Regions from separate parts of the Homo sapiens genome. Here region 2 is linked to region 1. A link is a loop called in an ENCODE intact Hi-C map of the cell type or tissue named here. Cell type or tissue: ascending aorta. All regions are shown on one strand. Links, peaks and the distances in the headings refer to the core of each region. The heading gives the core; the rest is flanking DNA.

The links. Hi-C counts contacts between places; a loop is a spot of excess contacts. Peaks named below come from ENCODE experiments on the same cell type or tissue, not always from the same donor. Only the 100,000 strongest peaks of a DNase experiment are listed, where the experiment ranks them.
Region 2: it touches region 1 in a loop (3-fold over the local background); 42 of 110 quality-filtered maps call a loop at or near these places.

The regions. Positions count from the first base shown.
Region 1 is chr15:57,534,589-57,540,746 of GRCh38, reverse strand. All of the region lies in intron 14 of CGNL1 (cingulin like 1), which reads right to left. Among named protein-coding and RNA genes, the nearest start is that of GCOM1, 54 kb to the left of the region's middle. RefSeq lists an enhancer at 1-291. In ascending aorta, for the core only: a CTCF peak has its summit at 3,379; a DNase peak (open chromatin) is centred at 3,526; H3K27ac peaks cover 1,458 bases.
Region 2 is chr15:56,488,100-56,494,257 of GRCh38, reverse strand. It overlaps LOC105370832 (a long non-coding RNA gene), which reads left to right. Exons shown (of 4, transcript XR_007064652.1): 4 at 1,758-2,110. Among named protein-coding and RNA genes, the nearest start is that of MNS1, 26 kb to the right of the region's middle. RefSeq lists an enhancer at 2,773-3,067. In ascending aorta, for the core only: a CTCF peak has its summit at 2,935 (motif pointing left); a DNase peak (open chromatin) is centred at 2,947.

The sequences.
Region 1 (6,158 bases), core at 2,110-4,609:
ACAAATGAACGAGCCCTGCATAAGAGGTCAGTGTCACTATGACAGGAAAGGACAGTGTGCTGGGGTGGGTGCACTGGGTGACTGCCCAGATTCAGAGGGCCAGCAAAAGCTTCCAGGACACAGACAGTAAGCTGAAACCTAAATGAGATCAGGGATAGACAGGGTAGAAAAAAGGGTAATATGGTTTGCCTGAGTCCCCACCCAAATCTCATCTTAAATTGTAGTTCCCACAATCCCCAGTGTCATGGGAGGGACCCAGTGGGAGGTAACTGAATCACGGGGGCGGGTCTTTCCCATGCTGTTCTTGTGACAGTGAATAATTCTCATGAGATCTGATGGCTTTATAAAGGGAAATTCCCCTGCACATGGTCTCTTTTGCCTGCCGCCATGTAAGACATGACTGTGCTTCTCATTCACCTTCAGCCATGATCATAAGGCCTCCCCAGCTATGCTGAACTGTGAGTCAACTAAACATTTATAAATTGCCCAGTCTCAGGTATGTCTTTATTAGCAGCATGAGAACAGGCTAATACAATGGGCAGGGTAGGGAATGCAGCTTTCAAAACCGGAAGGGGGCAGACCACCAGTAACACAGAGTAGGAGGTAAGAAAGAGAAGGGCAGTGTTGGAAGGAATTAGCCATATGAGGGAGGTGAGGGGGCAGGTTAAGCAATCGATGGATTGGGTGGAGAGGAAGACAGAGAGTAGTCACACAGGACCCAAAATCATACTGTGACAGCTGCTCACAGATTTATTGTGCTTAGGAAAGCAAGTCCTGCGGATTTGAATAGTATTATCTCATTTACTCCTGGCCACCACCAATGAGGTAGGCAGTGTTAACATCCCCATCTGTGCTTAGATTCCTCCTGGTGATGCATGTGGGGCCAACTGGGCGATGCCGGTGGAAGCCACAGAACAGGTGAGCCCACCAAGGAGCAATATATAAAGAATAAGGAGGATCTGCAGCTGTGCCCTGGGGATCCCCTCCAACCCCCCATGTCAGGGGAGGCAGGGAGAATCCAGGATCTATCCCAAAAGGCAAGAAGGGCAAGGACTGCCGGTAAAGCACACAGGCTGGACAAGAACCAAGTTTGCTTCTGGAAGGGTCTGCAGAGAGGTGAGCCTGACTGCAAAGCTCAGAGGAGGCGCTGGAGGTGAAGAGGTGGGAATAGACACCACACTTCTCCTCTGGAATCCAGCAGCGACTAAGACAGCAGCTATGACCCAGGGCTGGAGGGGGCACGAGGGTGTGCAAGAAATGCCCACACCTATTGTTAGGTGTCAATGAGAAGCCACAGAGGAGAGAAAAGTCACAACCAGTGGACATCGAGAAGGGAGTGTCACAGGAGAGCAGCCACCCAGCAAGTGGAGGGACAGGATCCAGCCCTGTCTTGGGGTCAGAATGTGGGTGGGGAGAGGAAGAGGATCCTCCAGGGCTTGGTGGAAGGCAGGAGCCTGTAGCTCAAAGGGAAGGTAGAGGCAAGAAAGGGACGGAAGGTAGATTATTTTCCGAAAAGTGAAGGGATAAAGAAAAACTGAAGGCTTGTAGAGAGACAAAGAAATCTAGTTGCTGTGGAGTGTGCGCCTGAAAAATACCAGAAGACAATAAACGGCCAGCAGAGCAGAGGCAGGCATCGCTCTGCAGCTGTGCTCCCGGCCAGGAGACCCAGAGGGGAAACACCAAGAATCAAGAGCCCCTCAAGCTGGGCGCTGGGCGGGAACTCTCCGAGGCAGATGTTATCACCCTGAGTTTCCAGGTGGGAGGTCCAGAAACAGCTTCTGAGTCAGAGTTAGGTGGAAGCAGCTTTGGGATTCCAACCTAGGTTTTCTGACAAAAACTCATACACTCTTTTTTCCCCTCCCCGTTGTGTCTTCGCAAACCTGTAGGACCTAGGACTCTCAATAAAGGAAGAAGACCCACAAGGAGAGTTTAGACCGGGACTGTGGAGCCCAGAAGGAGAACGTGTCTATGGTGGAGTGAGGCAGAGTGCAGAGAGCGCATGGAGGGATTCCAGGATGGCCAAGTGGTCACGCAGCCCTGGGCCCAGCCTGGGGGTTCAGGACAAATCCTGCCACATAAAGCAGCAGCCACTGGCCACAGTCTTGCACCCTCAGTGCCAATGTCTGAAAAATCTGGATCCCACCAGGAAACAGACTTCCCTGTGCAGAGCAGCACTTAGCATGGCAGCATCCCCAAGGGTCCCCACAGGTTCAAGACCTCCCTGGAGGGCCCCTGGAGAGCCCCAGGATAATGGTGACTCTCCAAAGGGGGGCAAAAAAAGGAATTATTTATCCCCCACCATAGCCCCTTAAAAGATGGCTATTAAAATGGAAATGTAAAATAAATCAGAGTGAAGAACAGGAAGGAATAAATGTGTAGCCATAAAACTTAACAGTTACTGTGACCTGAGCAGGCAGTCCATTTCCTTCAGTCTTTGCAAACCCAGGCTTTTGGCAAACATAATAGGCTTCCTTTTGTTCTTCAAAGGACAGCCTGACATGAAATTCTAAAGTAAATCCACCATGTGGAGCCTTATACAAGAAATACTATGTGGTATTATGGACAATGCCCCAAGAAGGATGGGTTTCAACATAAACCCAGAAGTATCCTATGTGTCCCTGCTGTTAGCTGTCCTCAGTGCAGTGATCCCAGGACTAGGCCCCTTGACTTGGGAATATCGTAAATCAAATTCTTACCCTGAGCCCACACTGGCACCTGCCCTGGGGCGGGGGGTGGCGGGGAGGAGGGAAAAACCTATGGCTTGGCTGAGCCAGCCTCCTGGACCAGAGAAGAGTAAACTCAAGGCTGGGAAAGTATTTCTTTATATAAGCTTAGTGCTTTCTATGTTGTTTACCCTTCAACTACATTAAATAGCACAAACAAAAACTTTCCAGTCAAATTAAAAACAGAACAGGAGCTGAAGGCAAAAGTATATCACAGCTGGATTGAAAGAATGCTAAGCCCTGAGCATTTTGATCAGAAATCACAGTATCAGATTCCAGTGGGTTTTATGTCAGAGATACCCATGACCTGAGCCAGCTCTCAGAATTGTAAGTAGCTGCCTTTTGGGTTAATGGAAAGCCAGAGCTATTTGTGATGGCCAATAACAATACTGAACCCCATCACCTGTGTTTATCATTGGGCTGTAAAGAGGTCGGCAAGCCCACACTCCTGGCTGGCATTAAAAATAATAACCACAAAAAAGGAAAATTGTTATTAATCAACTGTACACACTGGGTTTTTGAGCAGCTGATACAATAAAAGGCAGTTCTGAGATTAGGAGCATTTCAATTAAAAAAAAAAAGAAGAAGAAAACCCCCCTCTGATCTTTCACTCACAACTGCAAAGACGACGGTCCCATTTAGCAGGGGTGGCACCCCTGATGCTGACTGAGGAGCAGTTCCCGAAAGTGACTGTAGGAGCCCACAACTCTATCACTGGCATTTAATCCTGCAGTTGCCGAGGCAACAAGGCAGCCTTGCTCAGTCCCTGGAGAGACCATGAAGCCACCCAAAGCTCGAGTTGGTATTTTTCCTGCCTGCCAGCTGCCTGGGCTTGATGAGTCATCTCTCCACTGGGCTGGGTCATCATGGTCTCCATAGCCAAGAGAACGCCTTCCCATGTAGGCCCAGCTCTGCTGTGAAGCATTTGCAGCAGTGCTTATCGAGCCAGCACAACAGCCTATTGGCCTTTAATTTAAAGCATATGAAGCCGGACCTCTCTTTGGCTATTTGAATCCTGCACTCATAAAGAATCAGGAGAGGATCAGCTGAACTTAACTCCTCACCCATTTTAAGAAACACCACTTTTAACTTGGGAATGGAGACCCAAATGCATTTGAAGGAGTGGTCTTTAAGACCATGACATAGTCTCATTCAGGGACGATGGGAATAGGCAAGAGGCTTTGGAGTCAAACTGTGACTCCACCTCCTACAAACTGTGTGACCCTATGTAGTCACTTCACCTTGAAAGCCCTGAAAACAACAAGAAAGTGAGTGAGGCACCCAGCACAGTGCCTAGCACTTAGGGAATCATTGGTAAGGATGGCAATTGTCATAAATGGAAACATGGTTTTTGGAGGACGGAAAGGAAAAAGGATTACTCTGGATTTAAACAGACCAAACGCCAGCAACTTCAACTTCTTTCAACTTATAAGCCAATCAGAAACCTTTCTGTATATGATGGGACTATACTTGGGTGAGAAAACAGATACTCCTTACTTCTATTTCATAAAGAAGATATCATTTTATCAACTCCAAATCCATCCCTTCTCCTTCATAGCAGTCAGACTTGAAAACAAAGTCCAAACATCCAAGAGGTTTGAAAAACGTTTCTCTCTCAATTAGGATTTCCTGAATCCATCACTCTGAATAATATTGTCCTGAGCATGTAAAGGAAGCCCTTAGAAAGGCTGTGATATGGTTTGGCTGTGTCCTCACCCAAATCTCATCTTGAATTATAGCTCCCATAATCCCCACGTGTTGTGGGAGGGACCCAGTGGGAGGTAACTGAATCACGGGGGTAGGTTTTTCCTGTGCTGTTCTCATAATAGTGAATAAGTCTCATGAGATCTAATGGTTTTATAAAGGGCAGTTCCCCTACACACACTCTTTTGCCTGCCGCCATGTAAGACATGCCTTTGCTCCTCCTTTGCCTTCTGCCATGATTGTGAGGCCTCCCCAGCCATGCTGAACTGTGAGTCCATTAAACCTCTTTCCTCTATAAATTATCCAGTCTCAGGTATGTCCTTATAGCAGTGTGAGAACGAACTAATACAGGCTGGGAACTTATAAACAACATGGCCAGCATTTAGTGAGTGCCAAATGTATGCATAAGAGAAAGAAAGAATGGAGGCATGGAAAGGGTCAAATACACCATCTTACACAGCCTTCCTTGTCCTCTGCCCTGGTAACAGCACAGTTGAGGCCTCCTCTCAGTCGCCCCTTCTCCAGTCCTCACCCCCACCCCTGGCGCATGAGTCTTCTAGAACACAGTGTATGCTTCACTATTGTGCTCAATCGCCTTCGATGGCTGCCCACTGCCTTCACAATAGAGCCATTCAACACCCTCAGTCTGCCTCTTCAAACTTATCTCCTTTCATTTCCTATGGAAACTGGAAATCTGATTGACCCACACTCATCCATTCATCCATTCATTGCTCCTCAAAATGCTGTATAGGTCCCTACCTCCCAGTCTTTGTTCACACCATTCCTTCTATCTAGAATCCCATTCCCAATCCCCTTGGTTTATTCACGTCTTACCCTTTCTTTAGAGCTGACCCCAGGTCCCCACCCTCTTTCCAGTAATTCTTCCACACTCACTCTTGCAACAATGGTCTTTCCCTCATTAGCTGCTTGAATCTTTTACTTGGCATTTAGTATCCACTGTTTTCTATTGTTAGTTATCAATTTTTTAGGTCTGACCCATCTCCTCAAACAAACTGTAGCAACTCAAGGTCAGGGACCATTTCTGGTCCTCTTGGAGCTTTACTGCAATGCCATGCACACAGCAGGTATTCATCATATTTTGCAGGCACGGGTAGATAGAGCACTGCCTTGGAAATTGAGACCTAAGCCCAGCTCTGCAGTCAATTGCCTGCATGACTGTGGTCAAATCACCAGGTGACTCTGGGCCTCAAATCTCTCATCCATTACAGTGAAGTGGGGAGAGTTGGACTCTGAGGTCCTTGCCAGATCTAACAGTCTATGAGAGGGGTTGGCCATTCACTAATATTGCTGGAAAACCTTTTTTGTGGCTTATTCACTTAAGTCCCATCACTAAGACTAGTGGGAGATGTTTGGGGGAAGCAAAGATTCCGCAAAGGAGCTTGTGAGAATTCAGAGTTTAAGGAGAAAGCTGTTAAGTTTGAACCTTTTAATTTAAAGAGAACAAGATCACCAAACTAAAATATCCCATGCATTCTCTTTTCAGTGCCTAGTAGCAGTTTGCTAGGAAGGCAGGGCCGATGTTATTACTTGGGTTCAAGATAACAAGCACCCTTTCCTGTTTTTAGGAGATGTCCTTGTTAAGGAGATGTCATAAGGTCAGCATTTGATGGGGGAGAGGAAAAGCGGCCTTACGTTTTGAAGTTTCCCTTTTCTGGCTTTGATTTCAGCAGGAAAGCACAGGCACACGGCCCTAGAAGTTAATCTAAGTGG
Region 2 (6,158 bases), core at 1,405-3,904, 1.0 Mb after region 1:
GAAAAATGACTTTGGGGAAACATTTATATAGCTTCTGCCTTTAACACAATAGAAAACAGATCCAGAGAACTGCTGCTCTATTTGTTCTACAAGCATCTAGTGAAACTTCCAAGCCACTGTGCTGGGTGCTGTAGGGGGAGACAGAGATGCCCAAGAAAGGAGCACTGGCCTCACAGACCTTTCAGTGAGGCATGAGAAAGAGTACGTGTGCACCAGTTATCAAAGATGGAAACCCATGTGGAAGGTGAAAACAAGGCTGTGGAATCTCAGGTGAGGGAGGTAGTGGGTCAGCTGAGAGACTCAGATGATTTTATGGAGACAGTGGCACCTGAACCCAATCTTGAAGGATTTGATATGTGGGGTTTGGGGAAGAGTACCCAAGTTTGAATGCATTTTGGCCTTTACCAAGCTTTAAGTCCAATTTAAAACCAGACCACAGAGTCATATGTGCCAACTGTGATTGTGGCTACAATTCATGCTGAGTGCTATAGTTTGAATGTTCCTCCCTGACCCACCAAAGTTAACATGTTGAAAGCTTGATTCCCAAAGCAATGGTGTTGGGTGATGAGGCCTAATGGGAAGTGTTTGGATCATGGGGGCTCTGCCCTCATGAATGAATTAATGCGGTTATGGCAGGAGCATGTTCCTTATAAAAAGACGAGTTTGGTCCCTCTCTCTCTGTCCTTCTACCATGTTATGACACAGCAAGAAGGCCCTGGTCAGATGTCAACACCTTGATCTTGGACTTGCCAGCATCTAGGAATATGAGACATAAATTTCTGCTTTTAGCCAGTCTTCTCAGGTATGCTATGTTATAGCAGCGCAAAACAGACTAAGACACTGAGCCTCCAGAGGGCTTACTGAAAGAACACTTTGATCTGCCTGAATTGGAGCTCTTCTTGATGTGGCCAACCCCAGCTCCCCCATAGAAAGAAAGCTGCCTCTCTTCTTGTTTCTAAATTTCACTAGTCCCCTATTATCCACACCCCACAAGTGCAGGGAAGCTTCCAGTCCCACTCTCCTTTGGCAGAGTCAGGCAGAGACAGGGCACTGACCCCACCTGGTCTCGCCCCAGCACGTTAGACCGTGTGTTTACTCTACCTGCTGCAGTCCTGGCCCCCACTCTATTTTATGTAGGGTTCAAACTGTGCTCCTGGAGTCTGGGCATGAGTGCTGGCCACTTCTCTCTCAATTCAGCCCATACTCTGCCTCTAGAGTTTGCACTTCATCTGGAGGGATGCCAGGTGGAGCCTATTTCTGAGAAAAGCCACAGTGGTTGAGCAGTTCAGACAGCACAGACAGGAGCAACCTAGCCCTCTGCAGCTCAGACCTCTCCTCTTAATTCCTTACTCTTCCTTGGGGTTGGCTTTCCACAGCCCTCCAGCCTGAACAGCAGGTTCCAGACAAGTCAGGACACCCTTGTTTTCTCTCCCTGATGCTGCCTGGAACTCTGTCCTGCCCCACCTCTAGGAGTAGCAGCTCCAGCCTTGTTCTTGATTCTGCTCATCTGGCTCACCCTCACTGGGCATCTCTAGTGGCCAAAGAAAGTCTCCACGCAATATCCTTTTTTTTTATTTCTGTTTGCTTGCTTTTATCTCCCTTTTCTTATTCCCTTAGGATTTAGAGGGAGAGGAAAAGCATGAGGGTGCCAGGACAGCAGTATGGGAGGCACAGAGGAGTACTGGATAATGCACTGCTTTTTGCAAACTCAACTTAGAAGACTGCCCAATCAACTTGCTATTCTTTCTTCTTTCTAGACATGAGTCTTCAGTCTCCTGCCCTCAGCTTAGCTGGAAGCTGGATGACAGCCACATTAAGAGGCTTTCTGCAAGTGGCTTTTGGATGAAAAGGGGGCCTCTCAGGTACTCCACTCTCACGTTGCAGGCTCTGCAGCAGCTGGTCTATCTGGTGGCACTGGGAGTAAGTAGTATGGGAGACCCCTCCATGCCGGGGTCCCCTGGAGTGTCCTCCTCATAGCGTGAGGGTTCTTCTCAGGGATACTGAGGATAATTCACAATGGCTTTGTAGTTGCAATATTCTTTTTTTATTTCTTAAGTTTCTGTGTCCCAAATTTTAGTACAAATAAACATTTATATACATGGCAAGAAAATATGATCCATGCTAATCATTTAGTAAATGTGTGATTTCTTGTGATTTCACCTTGTCTAGTGTCACCCTCTTTGAGGCAGGGCAATCAATCAGGACATTAGCCATTTACTCTCCCTCACCTTCCAGCTACTCCTCACTCTTATCATCCGACTTTGAATGGGAGCCTCGCTCCTTCACCCTGAGCCGTCCATCAAGACCCAGCACTAGGGCCAGGTCTGGTGACGGTGGCCAGACTGCTCACACTGCTGCCCCAGAACATCCAGGTACTTTTAAACACTACTTGCTTAGGGCTTTCTGTGGCGTTGGACTGACTGAAAAGGCTAGGGGGGTGGCCATAATTGGTCCCACAGGCTTAGTATTTGAAAGTGTGGGTAGTAACCTCTAGACTCCCGGCCTGATGATGCGAGAACCTCAAGCTCTGAAAACTGGTGGGTCCAGGACAGCCCAGCTCCCGGCCAGTCTGATTAGGTGGGAGGGGAATAGAACAGGATCCCACCTGGTCCTTCTCTACCTCCATCCCCAGAAACCCCATCAGGGGTTGTTAAATATCTCAGATTAGCTCACCAATAAGTCTCAGGATATATTCACTGGCGAAAATGGCATGAAATGCACAGACATTAAGTTCTTAATATTTATCTTCTCCAAAGGGGTTTAACATTACTAAAAACTGAAAATAAACTCAACATAGCTTGCATTTTAGAAATGGTCCTGTAGATGTGTGATAAAGATGATCCTTTTCAATCTGCTAAGCAAATGTTTTAGAATCTGTGAACCCAAGGCTAATTCAGCCAGAAAGCGTGTTCTGCAGATTGCAAGCCTTGGCTCCCTCTAGTGGCCCTGACTGAGCCTTCGTTCCCGGCTTAAAATGCCCAGGACTTAAGAACTGTATGGGGATTTCAAAGCTCAGCTCAGCTAGCACCTCTTCCTTTTAATGCTCTGGTGACTCTTGACTACATGTATGTCCTCCCAGTATGAGCAACTTTGTTATTTTCTGTTGCTAACAACTAGCATTTTTTATATTCAGTTTATAAGTGAATTGTTTCTTGTGTATTTTCTTTCCCCCCAAAAAGTCACAATTGTGTCTTCGAAATGGGAAACACAGTATCAGGCATACAATACTAGCTAATACTTTAAATTTAGGAATTATAATATTAGAGTTAGTAGAAATGTTTGTATGTTAAGAAAGCTTCTCCTTTCACAAAATAAGAAACAGATCCGAGAATCACTGCTCTGTTCATTCCACGAGTGTCTGTCAAGTGAAACTTCCAAGTCACTATGCTGGGTACCATGGAGGAGACGGAGACATTCAGGAGATAAGCCCAAATCTCATGGACCTTTCAATGAGGCATGAAAAAAAGGACAGGTGCACCAATCATCAAAGATAGAAACCCCTAAGGAAGGTAAAAGTAAAGCCTGAGGGATCTCAGGTGAGGGAGGTAATGAGTCAGCTGAGGGACTCAGCATGGTGTTATGGAGAAGGTGGACCTTGACCTTGGCTTTGAAGGATGTGTAATATTTGATTATGTGGAATAAGGGGAAAGTGTGGTGGTGTGAAAGCACATCCAGGGAGGGTACTGTAAAGGGAGAATATCAGAAACTAAGACATGAGTGCCTTAGGGTCAAACTACAGAAGGTCTTTTTATTTTATTTTTATTTAAGAGAAGATCTCACTCTGTTGCCCAGGCTGGAGTGCAGTGGTGTGATCATGGCTCACTGCAGCCTCAAACTCCCTGGGCTCAGGTGACCCTTCCACCTCAGCCTCCTGAGTAGCTGGGACTACAGGTGCACACCACCATGACAGGCTAATTTTTGTATTTGTTGCAGAGATGAAGTGTCACCATGTTGCCCAGGCTGTTCTCAAACTCCTGGGCTCAAGCAATTCTCCCGCCTCAGCTTCTCATTTACTTTAGTTTCTTAAGAGACAGGGTCTTGCTGTGTCACCCAGGCTGGAGTGCAGTACCATGATCGTGGGTCACTGGAGTCTTGACTCCTGGGCTCAAGCAATCCTCCAACCTCAGCCTCCCGAGTAGCTGGGACCACAGGAGCATGCCACAATGCCCAGCTAGTTTTTATTTTATTTTATTGTAGAGACAAGGTCTCACTGTGTTGTCCAGGCAGGTCTCAAACTCTTGGGCTCAAGCGATCCTCCCACCTTGGCCTCTCAAAGTACTGAGATTATGGGTGTGAACCACCATGCCTGGCCTACAGAAGGTCTTGAATGGCAATGAAGAAGCTTGTATTCTGTTGAGCAGGAAGCGGGACTGGAGGAAGAAATTGTAAAAATTCCAGCTTCTTGAATATGTATTTGGCTCCTTTTAAAAAAATGGATTCTCCATCCAGCTGTCCATTTATCATTTATAGAGAGATTAATATAGGAGATTCTGGTGGGGACTAGATATCTGCTAAGTTTACTTCTTAATCGATATTACATGATTGGGATTTTTGAGCCATAAATTGACCCTACATTATAGGAGGGAAGACCTTGCATTTTTTTTGTACTTAGTAGGTGCTCAATGAAGGCTTCCTCAATTAACAGATTACATGAACAGGGTTGTGTTTCAGAAAGAGGAATTTGGCAGCAAGGTTTAAACTAGATTGGCAAGAAGGGAGAGACTGGATACAGGAAGGCTGCTTAGGACATTATTACTCATTTTCAAGGCCTAAACTAGGTGAGTGGAAATAAGAGTTGAACGAAGAGTAACATTGGGGAAGTAGAATCAAGATTGCTATTTTGTTGTGATTATTTGTGACCCTCTTCCTCAATGAATTGACAGTTTCATGAGAGCAAGAACTCTAACTTATTTGGCATTGTATCCCCACTACCTAACAATAACTAGCACATGTATGTGCTGAGTATGTATTCAATGAGCTGTGGAATAAATGTTGACTGGCTTTTGGAATAAGTAATTGAGATAGTGTTATTTGAGGGGCATTGGCCATCCAAGCCCCGGGACAAGGAGCAGCCAGAGATGCTGGATGTGAGCCTAGCATTTGAGTGACCCTGGCCCAGGGCAGAAGGGACACAGCACACAGCAGCAATCTCTGCCTTCTCACTATCCACTCCCTTTAGCCTGTGCTGGGCAGGCCTTCACCCCTACATCCTATAAAAGCTTTTCACATTTGAGTCACCCACACCCTCATGTCCTTCTCCCCTCTCTCTCTCTCTCTCTCTCTCATTTTACTTAATGTCTCATTAGCATTTGACACAGTTGATCATGCCATTCTTGGAACAGTCTCTTCACTTAACTTCCAGGATACTACTGTCCTGGTTTTCTTCCTACCTTGCTGATGGCTCTTTTCATTCTAGTAATTCTGGCTTAGCTTTCTCTTCCCATTTTTTTAAGAGATGGGGTCTTGCTCTGTCACTTAGGCTGGAGTGTAAGGTATGAACATAGCTCACTGTAGCCTTGACCTCCTGGGCTTACGTGATTCTCCCCTCAGCCTGTCAAACAGCTACAATTAACAGTTTTTAATCAGTGGTTTCCACCTTAGCTGCACGTTAGAATCACTGAGGAGTTTTAAAATTTCTTGATACTCAAACTGAACCCCAGACCAATTAAATCAGATATGTGAAGGATGGGTAGAGGTTCAACATTTAAAAAAAAATCTTCTGGTAATTTCAATGGGCATGGAGTGTTGTAAACCACTTCTGTAAATATTGAAGTTCCTCAGGGCTCAGTCCTTGATCTCTTATACCCTTGATCTCCTTGATATCCCTAGTCCCATGGGTTCCAAAAGCATCTTTATCAGTTGATGTGTAGATCTATACTTCTAGCCCCAGCTTCTCTTCTGAACTATAGATTTATATACACAAGTGTCCTATTTAAGATCTTCAGTAGGATGTAGACATCTCAGATTTAACACGTCCAAACACAAGTCTTTATTTTTCCCTGGCCTCCAAGTCTACTCCTCCAGTGTTCTCCATCCCAACTGATGGTACCATCATTCATTCAGTTATGCCAGGAAGGACACCTGGGAGATATATTTGAGTCATCTCTTTGTCATTCCTTACACCTAATCCATTGCCAAGTCCTGTTGGTTTTATTTCT